Linked DNA regions of Homo sapiens: regions 1, 2 and 4 are each linked to region 3. A link is a loop called in an ENCODE intact Hi-C map of the cell type or tissue named here. Cell type or tissue: CD4-positive, alpha-beta T cell. All regions are shown on one strand. Region 1 has its middle 7.7 kb from the start of TCF20. Region 2 holds the start of LINC01315 (long intergenic non-protein coding RNA 1315). Region 3 holds the start of LOC101927344 (a long non-coding RNA gene). Region 4 overlaps CCDC134 (coiled-coil domain containing 134).

Region 1 (2,500 bases), 160 kb after region 3:
ACTGAGAAGCGCAGTCACTGTGTGCCTGCAGCCCTCACTCGGGGGTGATGTTAATGTCCCTGTTCTACGGGTGAAAAGGCTGAGGCTTCAGGAGCTTAGGGAGCTTGCCGAAGGTCACATTGCCCTCTGTCCTTCCTTATTTTATTTTATTTATTGAGAGGGAGTCGCTCTGTTGCCCAGACTGGAGTGCAGTGGCGCAATCTCTGCTCACTGCAACCTCTGCCTCCCAGGTTCAAGTGATTCTCCAGCCTCAGCCTTCCAAGTAGCTGGGATTACAGGCACCTGCCACCAGAGATAGGGTTTCACCATGTTGGCCAGGCTGGTTTCGAACTCCTGACCTCAGGTGATCCGCCCGCCTCAGCCTCCCAAAGTGCTGGGACTACAGGTATGAGCCACTGCACCTGGCCCTTCCTTTCTTTTTCACACCCACCTACTACCAAGAAGGCACAGAGGCAGATGATGATGCTGGGAGTCCATCTGAGGCAGGACGGGTAAAGGAAGCCTAGAGAGCCCTAGGGGAGGAGGCTGGGGAGACACAAAACTTGTGAAGAAGTGGTTACCATGCATGTCTGTCATCATTTGCCCACAGAGGGATATACTGATAATGGGAATAATGGTCGTCAGGTGGGCAGGGGAAGGGGTACCCTGCACCATCATGTCTGCTGAGGAAGATACAGTCGTGGTTCCCTCTTCCCAAGATGTTTCTGCTCACCTTTGCTCAGGACATGGGGTTGCTTAAGGGCAATGTGTGGGTTCAGATCCGGCCTCTGCACTCACCTGCCGTGTGATCTCAGGCTAATTATTTATTGCTCTGAGCCTTAGCGTCCACGCCTGTACATGGGGATGGTCATCGTATTCACAGTGTTGTGAGGATGTTACGAGTGGACGCAGGTAATGCACTTAGCACCATGCCTAGCTGGCGGGAGAGCTCTAGGAATGTTCTCTGTTGTCGGCCTCTTGAATCAGCCTTGCCTCTCCTCAGCATTCCCTCAGCACCTGCTGTAAGTCAGCGCCAAACCCAGGCAGCCTCCTCCTGTGCCCTGGGCTAAGCCGCCAGCCTCCAGGCCTGGGAGCTGAGCGTCTGGATCTGCCGCGCAGGGGGAACAGCCTCTGAGAGTTGGTGTGTTGGCTCCCACTGCTGGCGTGACAGACATCCTGAGGAAATATGTCACTTTACAATAGTTTTCAAAGAAATTTCTAGAAAGCTCTTTTAACCCTACGGGGGCCATTCATAGCCTGGACTTCCGTTAGGTCCTAGTCTCAGTTTTTTCTTGATTTGCTGAGGTCCCGCCCTCTCCCGGGCCTCAGTTTCCTCATCTGTAAAGCAGTAACTACCCAGCTCAGAGGGCTGCCCGTGTGAGATGAAACTGCTCCTGTGAAACATGCTTTGTAACCTTGAGAGCACTTTACAGAGCTTTCGGTTCTGTTTCTGGTCATTCACCAGACGGCCGCAGGCAGATGCCTGGGCAGGGTCATACTGTGTGCCCAGGCTGGGTGTGCACAGCAGTGGGATGCCAGCTTGGCTCTCAAGGGCTCCCTGAGTCGTGGCCTCACTAAAACCCTTGAACTTTGTAATTTCTAGAGAATGTGGAAGGCTTTACAGGCAGCCCTGCTCCTTCGCAGGGAAATGCTGATAAGCGTCTTGTCCTGGTCACTGGTTCAACCCACGTATGTTTTTGGAGCAGCTCCTTGTGCTGGGCACTGGCCTGGCTGATGAGGATGAAGCTGAAGACCAGAGGTCAGCCTTGCCTTTGAGAGCTTGGCCTAGGAAGAGGGATATGGAAACTCACATCCAAAACCCTGATGACTGAGGTTCAGGGTGACGTGACACAGGGCCTGCACTTCTCAGAAGAGGCTCAGCCACAGGGCAGGATCGCGTCTAAATACATACTGGCTTGTGTCCTGTGCTCAGAATCCTTCATCATCTCCTCTTTTTGCCCAGGGATAAAGTCGCAAAGCCTCTGTGGCCTGTACTGTCCTGCTCCAGCTGCATCTCCAGCTTTCTCATTTCACTTACATTACCCTGCAGGCCCCTGTGCCCTTCCTGGAAATCTACTTGTTCCCTCCTACCGCAGGGCCTTTGCCCATGCCGTGCCCTCTGCCTGGAGCTCTCCTCCAACTTCACCATGTGGTTACTTCCTACTTGTCTTTCAGGCCTCAGCTCAAATGTCCTAGATCCCCAAGGCTCAGGGTCCCTATTGTACATCTGCTGTGCTCCTGCCACACTTTCTTACTAATTTGTATCATGGCTGTTATCAGATGATTATTTATGTGATGATTCTTTTTCTAACAGCTCCATGGCACCATAAACTTCATGACCACAGGGACCCTTGGGATCAATGCTTGTCATAAGGGCTCAGTCAATGTTTGTTGAATGAATGAATAAGTGTTAAGAGTTTGTGGAGGAGGTGGCATTTGAGTAAGACTTGAAAGAGGATATAATTTCAATCTGTAGGGAAGAGGGAACGGCATTCCTGCTGCAGGGAGCAGACAGGCACAG
Region 2 (2,500 bases), 68 kb after region 3:
GCAGTGGTGCCATCTCGGCTTACTGCAAGCTCCGCCTCCCGGGTTCACGCCATTCTCTTGCCTCAGCTTCCCGAGTAGCTAGCTGGGACTACAGGTGCCCACCACCACGCCAGGCTAATTTTTTGTATTTTTAGTAGAGACGGGTTTTTTTTTTTTTCTGTCACCCAGGCTGGAGTGCAAGTGGTACAATCATAACACTGCAGCTTCCAACTCCTGGGCTCAAGTGATCCTCCCACCTCAGCCTCCCAAGTAGCTGGGAGTACAGGTGCACACCACCATGCCCAGAAAACTTCTTAATTTTTTTTTTGTAGAGACGGGGTTTCGCCATGTTGCCCAGGCTGGTTTCGAACTCCTGGGCGCAAGCGCTTCTCCCACCCTGGCCTCCCAAAGTGCTAGAATTATAGGCGTGAGCCACAGGACCTGGCAGTAATAACCCATCTTCTAACCTATCTTGTGCTCTAACACAACACTCTTGATAGACGGGAAACTGAGCTCTGACACTGCACAGGGCATCACTGTGTAGAGGATCCGAGATCCAGTAATGTAAGCATGTCCCAGCATCAGCTCAGCCATTCATCCCCACGTGACCGAATTTCGCTGCACCTCGGTTTCCTCATCCTCGGGAGAGAATAGTAATATCTCCTAGGGATGTTGCCAACATTAAAGATAGCTCTAAACACCTGTATGCATATTTTCCACGAATTCATTCAACTAACCGTTTTGAGCACGTACTGTGTGCTAGGCCCTGGGGAGACAGTGGTGAGCAGCACGAACCCCATGTCCCTATCTCCAGGTGCTGTTTGGTAGAGAAGGACAAGGAAATGCAGGTAGCGTTATGATAGGGACCACGGAAGCAGAGAGGAAAAGGCCGCAGAGTTCAGGAAGGTCCGAAAGAGCAGCGGCCACCGCCGGAGCGAAAAGGCAAAGAATGAAATCCACAAACCCCCACCCCTACGGCCTTAGTCCCTTCTTTGTCTCAGCCAATCAGACGTCAGCAGTGCTGGCCGACCGACCAATCAAGAGCTGGAACAGGAGCCCTAGTCTCAGGCCCGGTTTCCGCGGGGAGGGCGGCCGGAACCAGCGCGCCCCGCCCCTGCCCCGACCACGCCCCGCCCGCCCCGGTCCGGCCCCTCCCCAGACCACGCCCCGCTGCAGCCAGCTTCGCCCGCCCAGAGCCCCGTGGCCAGCGGCCGGCCGCGGGGCCTTTTTGTCCTGAGGGCCAGAGAAAGGGAGAAGGGGGTGGGGGGACAGCCACGTGGCCGCAGGAGGATTTACAACATTTTCTTTCGCCATCGATGTTATCGCAAAATGTGTGAGAGAAGCGGCTGCGCAGCCCGGACGGGAGCGTGAGGGTGCGGGCCAGGTAAGCAGCCCCGGCGGTTTCGCCGCATACGGGACTGCGGGGCGACCGCGGGCACCAGCCACGCGCAGCGGCTCCGCGGGGTCTCGGCCGGGTCCGCGCTCTGAAGGATCTCGAGAGCCATGGATGGTGCAGGCGGGACCCTCGAGCTGCAGCATCTCCGGTGACCCGGGGTTGCCGAGGAGGTGGAGACCAGCACAGGTGGTCCGGCCCGGGCGCCTCCGAATCCGGGGGTGGTCAAGACGGATCCCCAAGGCTGAGGTCGGCAGTCCCGGGGACTCGCAGCTGTTGAGCCTGTGGAGACGCGGCCCCGTGACCGAGGCACCCTTCAGCAACCCGGGGGCAGGTGAGACCGTGTAGACTTGCGCTTGCGGTTGAACCGCGAGCAGGTGTAGACGCGGGCGGGTTCTGGACGCGGAAAGTTTGCCAGAGCGCGCTGAGCGGGCTGGCGGGGAGGAAGGGTCTGGGCGTAGGCGGAGCCGCGCCTCCGAGGGGCCAGGCGCACATCTGGGGCGGGGACGGGACCCACCTGTCGGGTCTCAGCCGCATCCCAGGGCGGAAGCTCCTTGGGCGAACTCCAAACTCCAGCCTCAGCGGCTGGAATTCGGGTGCCCCCCTTCCTCGGGAGCTGGAGAAACTGCAGCTGAGGCGGGAGAGGGATTTGGGGCGACAGAGCGAGACCAAAGGGGGCTCATTTTGAGACTTTTAGACGGGATCATCAAGCGCTCACTCTGTCCCTGGCTCCGGGGAAGCCTGGGGAGTCTCCACCTCACTTGTGAGGAAGCTGAGGGACGAAGAGGCCAATTTGGCACCCGTCCCACGCTCGTAATCAGACCCAGGGACTCAAACCCCATTTGTCCTGGCTCCTCTTCTTCCACCTCCGCCTCAGTGAGGAGAAAGGGTGCTAGCCATGGGGGTAGTGCAGGTGAGACCTGGGGCTGGGATGCAGGGAAGCCCTGGATTGAGACCTTCGGATCTGCTGGGGGTGGATCCCACTCCCTCTCTGTAGCTCCAGGTGGCCCCGCAGCACTGGGTGAGAGAATGAACGCAGGAGGGAAGCTGGTGGCAGAGTACTGGGCAGGGGGTGCTAGTGCCCACCTGCTTTGTGTCCGGGGTGCTGTGCCTGGAGCGCTTCGGGTG
Region 3 (2,500 bases):
AAACTACTTTTCTATCAACATCTCACTGTTTGCAGAGTGCTCTCACTTCGTTTACTTCCATTGTTCTTCACTAAACCCTGACAAAGTGGGTATTTCATCCCCATTTTGTGGATGCAGAAACTGCCCCCCACTTCAACGCCTGAGGAGACAAGGCTGGGATGCAAACTGAGCTCACGCCAGAGCCCCTGCCCTTCCCAGGACGCGGCGCTGTCCCTACAAGGAGGAGGGAGAGGGGAGGGAGTGGGGAAGGGAGAAAGGTTGCCGGGAGGAGGAGGAAGGATGGAAGGGAGGGAGGGAGGGCAGGTGGGGGGCAGAAGGGGCGGGGAGGAGGGAGGAAGTGGGAAGGAGGGCGAAGAAGGGAGAAGCGGGGGAACGGAGAGGGGGAGGGAGTATCAAACCTGTCCCATATTTGAGAGGTGCTTCGGGCAGTTTCCGAAGTGTGAGAGCCAGGGTCTGTTTAAATGCAGATTTCCTGGCCCTGCAACTCTCTGGGGTGGAGCCAGCGTGTCTGCAGAATAGTGGCAGCCACACACACACCCTCTGCTCACGGGAGACTGAGGCTCTGGTCTCACAGAACCTGAGAACTGTGGGTGAGGAAGCATGAATAGCCTCAGGGGAGGCTAATTGCTTCCTTAATTAGCTGAACCCGCGCTGGGGAGCCCTGCCCGGAAAGTCCCAGTTGCTGGGAAGGATGGGACTGGCTTGCCTGGCGGCCAATAACCGTTTCCGCTGGCGGCTGCCCCCGAGGAGACTGTGCGGCGTTTCCAGCAGAAACAGCACGAGGGGAAAGGGCCGGGCCACCGCGGTGCCCAGGAAGGGATTTAAAGAGGCAAGCTGAGGTCCTGCAGCCGCCACGCCCTGCACCCTGTACCGACAGCCCTCCGCCGGCACACTCTTGGTTCTGCCTGCACCGGACCCCCCCGGAACCCCCACTGCCCTATCCCACTGCCGCTCAAGCCCTATCTTGATCTTGCTAGGCGGTGGCCTCAGGGCAGCCCAGGACCCCTAGAGGGGGAAGAAGGGTCACGGAGAGGAAATCTCAGGTGAGGGCGTTCCCATGTCTACCACCAGGTGGCACCATCAGCACAGGCCAACCCTGGGGCCGTCCTGCGTGGCCAGGAGGGGAAGTGGGTGGCACCGTTAGTGGGGGACTTGGTGGCTCTGGCGTCTGTTGTCTGAGGGCCTCCTGGTTCTGTGCTCGTCTCTTTCAGGGACATGGTTGTGTCAAGGGCCCGAGCCTCCCAGAACCTTGGCACATGGTGGACGTGGAATAAATGTTGAAAATTGTGGCCGGGTATGGTAGGTCACACCTGTAATCCCAGCACTTTGGGAGACCGAGGCGGGCAGATCACTTGAGGCCAGGAGTTCGAGACCAGCCTGGCCAACATGGTAAAACCCCGTCTCTACTAAAAAATACAAACATAGCCGGGTGTGGTGGTGGGTGCCTTTAATCCCAGCTGCTTGGGAGGCTGAGACAGGAGAATCACTTGAACCTGGGAGGAGGAGGTTGCAGTGAGCCAAGATCGCACCACTGCACTCCAGCCTGGGTGACGGAGCGAGACTCCATCTCAGAAAAAAAAAAAAAAAAAGACAAAAAGAAAAAATCATGCCACCTTTGTTTTTTGTTTCTTCCAGATCTTGAAGATTCCTTTTGGTGTGGCGGGGTTGGGGAGTTGGCACTAGCTCCTTGCTGCCTCCCAGAAACTGAGCATAGCAGGGGGACCATGGTATGTGTCCAGTAGAAAAGCCCGGGTCCCCTCTGTGACCTCAAGCAGGTGAGTCACTGTTTTTCTCCCTCACTAAATATGTCAGCTGAGGCGTATAATATCTGCCCTGATTAAAGGACCAGGTGAATTGCAGGAGAGCGCAGTGGTTAAAGCCAGGTCCCGGGAGCTGGAGCCCTTGTTCCACTGCGTCTTCGCTGTGTGGCCTTGGGCAAGTGGCTTGTGTTCTCTGAACTCCAGTTTCCTCATCTGCGAAGCAGGAGCAGTCATAACACCTCCCATACAAGGTTTCTATGAGGGCTGAAGTACAAGAAAAGCCTTTAGAACTGTGTCTGGCATCAAACAAATGCTTAAGAGCCAAAAATACAAGCAGCTGGAACTGAGAGGGGATTCTGGAGACAAGCCAGGCCAGGCTTCCAGCCCGGGCAGCCTGCGGGCAGATGGCCTCCAGGTGGGTCTGCCTGCCTCTGGTGGGGTCAGCACCACCCAGCTGCAGGGCCACTGCGAGGCACAAGACGGCCCCAGAGGTAAACCCGGCTGCTCCTAGGATGGAGGCTGCCCTTTTTGATAGTGAGGGTGTTTGAGAGAGAGGGTGGATCGGCCCCTGAGTACCCTGGAACCCTTTTTGCCTCAGTGAAGCCAGCTCAGAGGGTCATTCTGAGGGGTCCCTCCTGCTGGTCGGCTCAGCTCCTCTTGGTGCTGGAGTCTTTGGGGAGGAAGGAAGTGATTTTCGCAGCCGCAGCGGGGAGCAGAGGGATCTCCTTCCCACGGCACTT
Region 4 (2,500 bases), 610 kb after region 3:
CTAGACCTGCCCTGACTCCCTGAGGGGCTGCTCCTGGTGGTGTGCTCCCTTCAACTTTGTGCTGATTCCTTCTTTCTTGTGCCCATCGCCCTCCCAGACAGCACATTCCATGAGGGTAGGAGGATAGTGTCCTCTGCCACAAGGCCTTAGCACAGAGTCTTCCTGGCTTTTCAAGAGCATTCAATATGTGTTTTTTCAATGAATGAGCAAGCCACGTTAGAATAGGAAATACAATAGCACAGCAGGTCCTCGAATAAAGTGGTTTAGTTCAAGGTCGTGTCATTATAATGTGGATGAGAAAAAAAACAATCGATTCCTGGCCAGGGCCACTGTCTGTGTGGAGTCCACACATTCTCCCCGTGTTCTGGTGGGTTTTCTCTGGGTACTCCAATTTCTTCCCACATCCCAAAGATGTGCATGTTGGGTTCACTGGTATGTCTACACTGTCTCAGTCTGACTGTGGAGGCATGTGTGAGTGTGCCCTGTGATGGGAGGGCGTCCTGTCCAGGGTTGGTTCCTCCCTTATGCTCTGAGTTGCTGGGAGAGGCTGGACCCTGAACGGGACTAAATGGATAAATAATTATTTTACTTGTTTTGATGAATCTTTCTTAAATGTATGTATAGTTCACATTTATTTCAATGTTTCATATTAAGAGTGTTTTGGTTTTTATTTTGAAGACTGGAGTTGGGCGCCGTGGCTCATGCCTATAATCCCAGCATTTTGGGAAACTGAGGTGGGCAGATCACTTGAGGTCAGGAGTTCAAGACCAGCCTGGTCAACATAGCGAAACCTTGTCTCTACTGAAAAATACAAAAATTAGTCAGGTGTGGTGATGGGCGCCTGTATTCCCGGCTACTTTGGAGGCTGAGACAGGAGAATCACCTGAACCCAGGAGGCGGGGGTTGCAGTGAGCTGAGATTGTACCACTGCACTCCAGTCTGGGCAACAGAGCGAGACTTTGTCTCAAAAAAAAAAAAAAAAAAAAAATTCTGGTAATGGTTTTTTGACCAGAAATATGCTGTAGTAACTTAACTCTTATTTATATCTATTACCCTATGGTAAATTGGTTTGTAATACATAGATTCACTTAAAGTCACAGTTTCCAAGAACCTATGGATGATGTTAGGTGAAGATTTACTATGCCTACAACTCAGGTAGCTGTGCTGTAAAACACACCCTTTTATTTGTTCCTAGGGCAATTGTGACAAATGTTTGATCTGATCAAAGTAGATACTAAAAACAAACAAATGGCTCCACCTTGTGGAATAATCTGCCTACCAGGTTAGATTGAGTCATGACTTTGGAAGATGGGGGGATTCACAGAAGTGTAGCCCAGAGAAGGTAAGTGAGTCACATAGCATGTGGTAGGCCCAACTAGGACTAGCCTTGCAGGCTGCACACTTCCCTGCCTAGTACTTCCCTACCACACTCTGCTCCTGTCTCTGTGAGTGAATCCTGATCCACTTAAGACGGGGAGCTGGGAGACCCCTTAGGCCACAGAGACCCCATTCCTCTCTGACTCTGGCTGGGCAAGGGCAAGTCAAGAGATCTTAGCCCCTTCAGCCTCAGCAGGCTCAGCCTAACCTAGCCGGGTCAGAAGAGAAACACACCCATCCTTTCCCTGTTCCCTTCCCCACCTAGGCCTGGCAGTGCCTAGTCATCTTTTGAATCTATCTTTAGATGTCTCCCCAGGAATCTTCCCTGGCCACCCCTGATTGTACCTGACCAGCCTGGGTCAGGTCAGCAGGCTGATGGCCAACACAGCACTGTGGTTAAGAGCATGGTTCAAGAGGCAGACCACATGTATTTGAACCTTCACTCCATCACTTACTGGCTGTGAGACCTCAGGTTGATTACTGTACCTCCCTGTGCCTCCGCTGTCTTCACTGTTAGGTTAGTCATCAATTTATTTCCTCTCTATTCCAAATTCACTCTTCATTGCCTGCTCTGCAAAAATGCATCTGGCTCCAGGATAGAGCCCCAAACTCCTAAGCTTGTTGTTCAAAGGCCCGGACCCCATGCTACGTCTCCAGCCTTATCTCCTCCTGTCTTCAAGCTACCCTGCTCTGCCTGTCCCTGACAACAACCACATCCTCCATAGCCTCAAGCATGCCACTCTGGCCACCGCCTTCTACCTTCTCTAACTCCTTAGCCCTACAATAACCACGAGCAGGCCCTCCGTGCTGCCGGCAATCCAGCCTCATTCCCTGGTCCGCTCATCCTCCTGCTCTCCTGCACATACCTTCTCCTCAAGCCTCCGTGCTCCCCTCACTCCCAGACCATGACCTTGCTTTCTATCTCACAGAGAGGATGAAAGTAGCAGGAGACAACCCCCACAGCTCGACCACCACACCCACCAACCCATTTGCTTCTGTGCCCACATGCTCTGCCCGCCCTCCTGTTCAAGGTTAAGGACCTGCTCTTCTGTACAAGGCCAAGCCTTCCCCCAGCACTACAACTCACCCCTCCTCACCTCCTCCAGATGAGGCTCCAGCAACC

Evidence for each region. A loop is a pair of places that touch in the nucleus more often than their neighbours do. Peaks named below come from ENCODE experiments on the same cell type or tissue, not always from the same donor. Only the 100,000 strongest peaks of a DNase experiment are listed, where the experiment ranks them.
Region 1: it touches region 3 in a loop (11-fold over the local background); 49 of 110 quality-filtered maps call a loop at or near these places.
Region 2: it touches region 3 in a loop (7-fold over the local background); 25 of 110 quality-filtered maps call a loop at or near these places.
Region 4: a loop joins it to region 3, with 4 times the contacts of the local background. A loop is called at or near these places in 4 of 110 quality-filtered maps.

The regions. Positions count from the first base shown.
Region 1 is chr22:42,277,130-42,279,629 of GRCh38, reverse strand. It overlaps a transcript of TCF20 not described here. Among named protein-coding and RNA genes, the nearest start is that of TCF20, 7.7 kb to the right of the region's middle. RefSeq lists an enhancer at 1,224-1,473. In CD4-positive, alpha-beta T cell, a CTCF peak has its summit at 1,141; a DNase peak (open chromatin) is centred at 1,109.
Region 2 is chr22:42,367,921-42,370,420 of GRCh38, reverse strand. LINC01315 (long intergenic non-protein coding RNA 1315) reads left to right here and starts at 1,213. Exons shown (of 2, transcript NR_120597.1): 1 at 1,213-1,363. It overlaps LOC124905126 (a long non-coding RNA gene), which reads right to left and starts at 929. Exons shown (of 2, transcript XR_007068114.1): 1 at 717-929. RefSeq lists a silencer at 1,017-1,176 and enhancers at 884-1,178, 1,547-1,666, 1,959-2,500. In CD4-positive, alpha-beta T cell, no CTCF peak of the experiment used is centred here; DNase peaks (open chromatin) are centred at 1,020 and 1,720; H3K4me3 peaks cover 1,735 bases; H3K27me3 peaks cover 991 bases.
Region 3 is chr22:42,436,231-42,438,730 of GRCh38, reverse strand. LOC101927344 (a long non-coding RNA gene) reads right to left here and starts at 564. Exons shown (of 6, transcript NR_188414.1): 1 at 399-564. It also overlaps a transcript of NFAM1 not described here. RefSeq lists enhancers at 15-516, 480-529, 1,270-1,369. In CD4-positive, alpha-beta T cell, CTCF peaks have their summits at 864 and 1,064 (motif pointing right); DNase peaks (open chromatin) are centred at 800, 1,090 and 2,488; H3K4me3 peaks cover 708 bases; H3K27me3 peaks cover 299 bases.
Region 4 is chr22:41,821,709-41,824,208 of GRCh38, reverse strand. All of the region lies in intron 6 of CCDC134 (coiled-coil domain containing 134), which reads right to left. Among named protein-coding and RNA genes, the nearest start is that of SREBF2, 10 kb to the left of the region's middle. RefSeq lists enhancers at 1-427, 1,139-1,208. In CD4-positive, alpha-beta T cell, a CTCF peak has its summit at 1,257 (motif pointing left); a DNase peak (open chromatin) is centred at 1,268.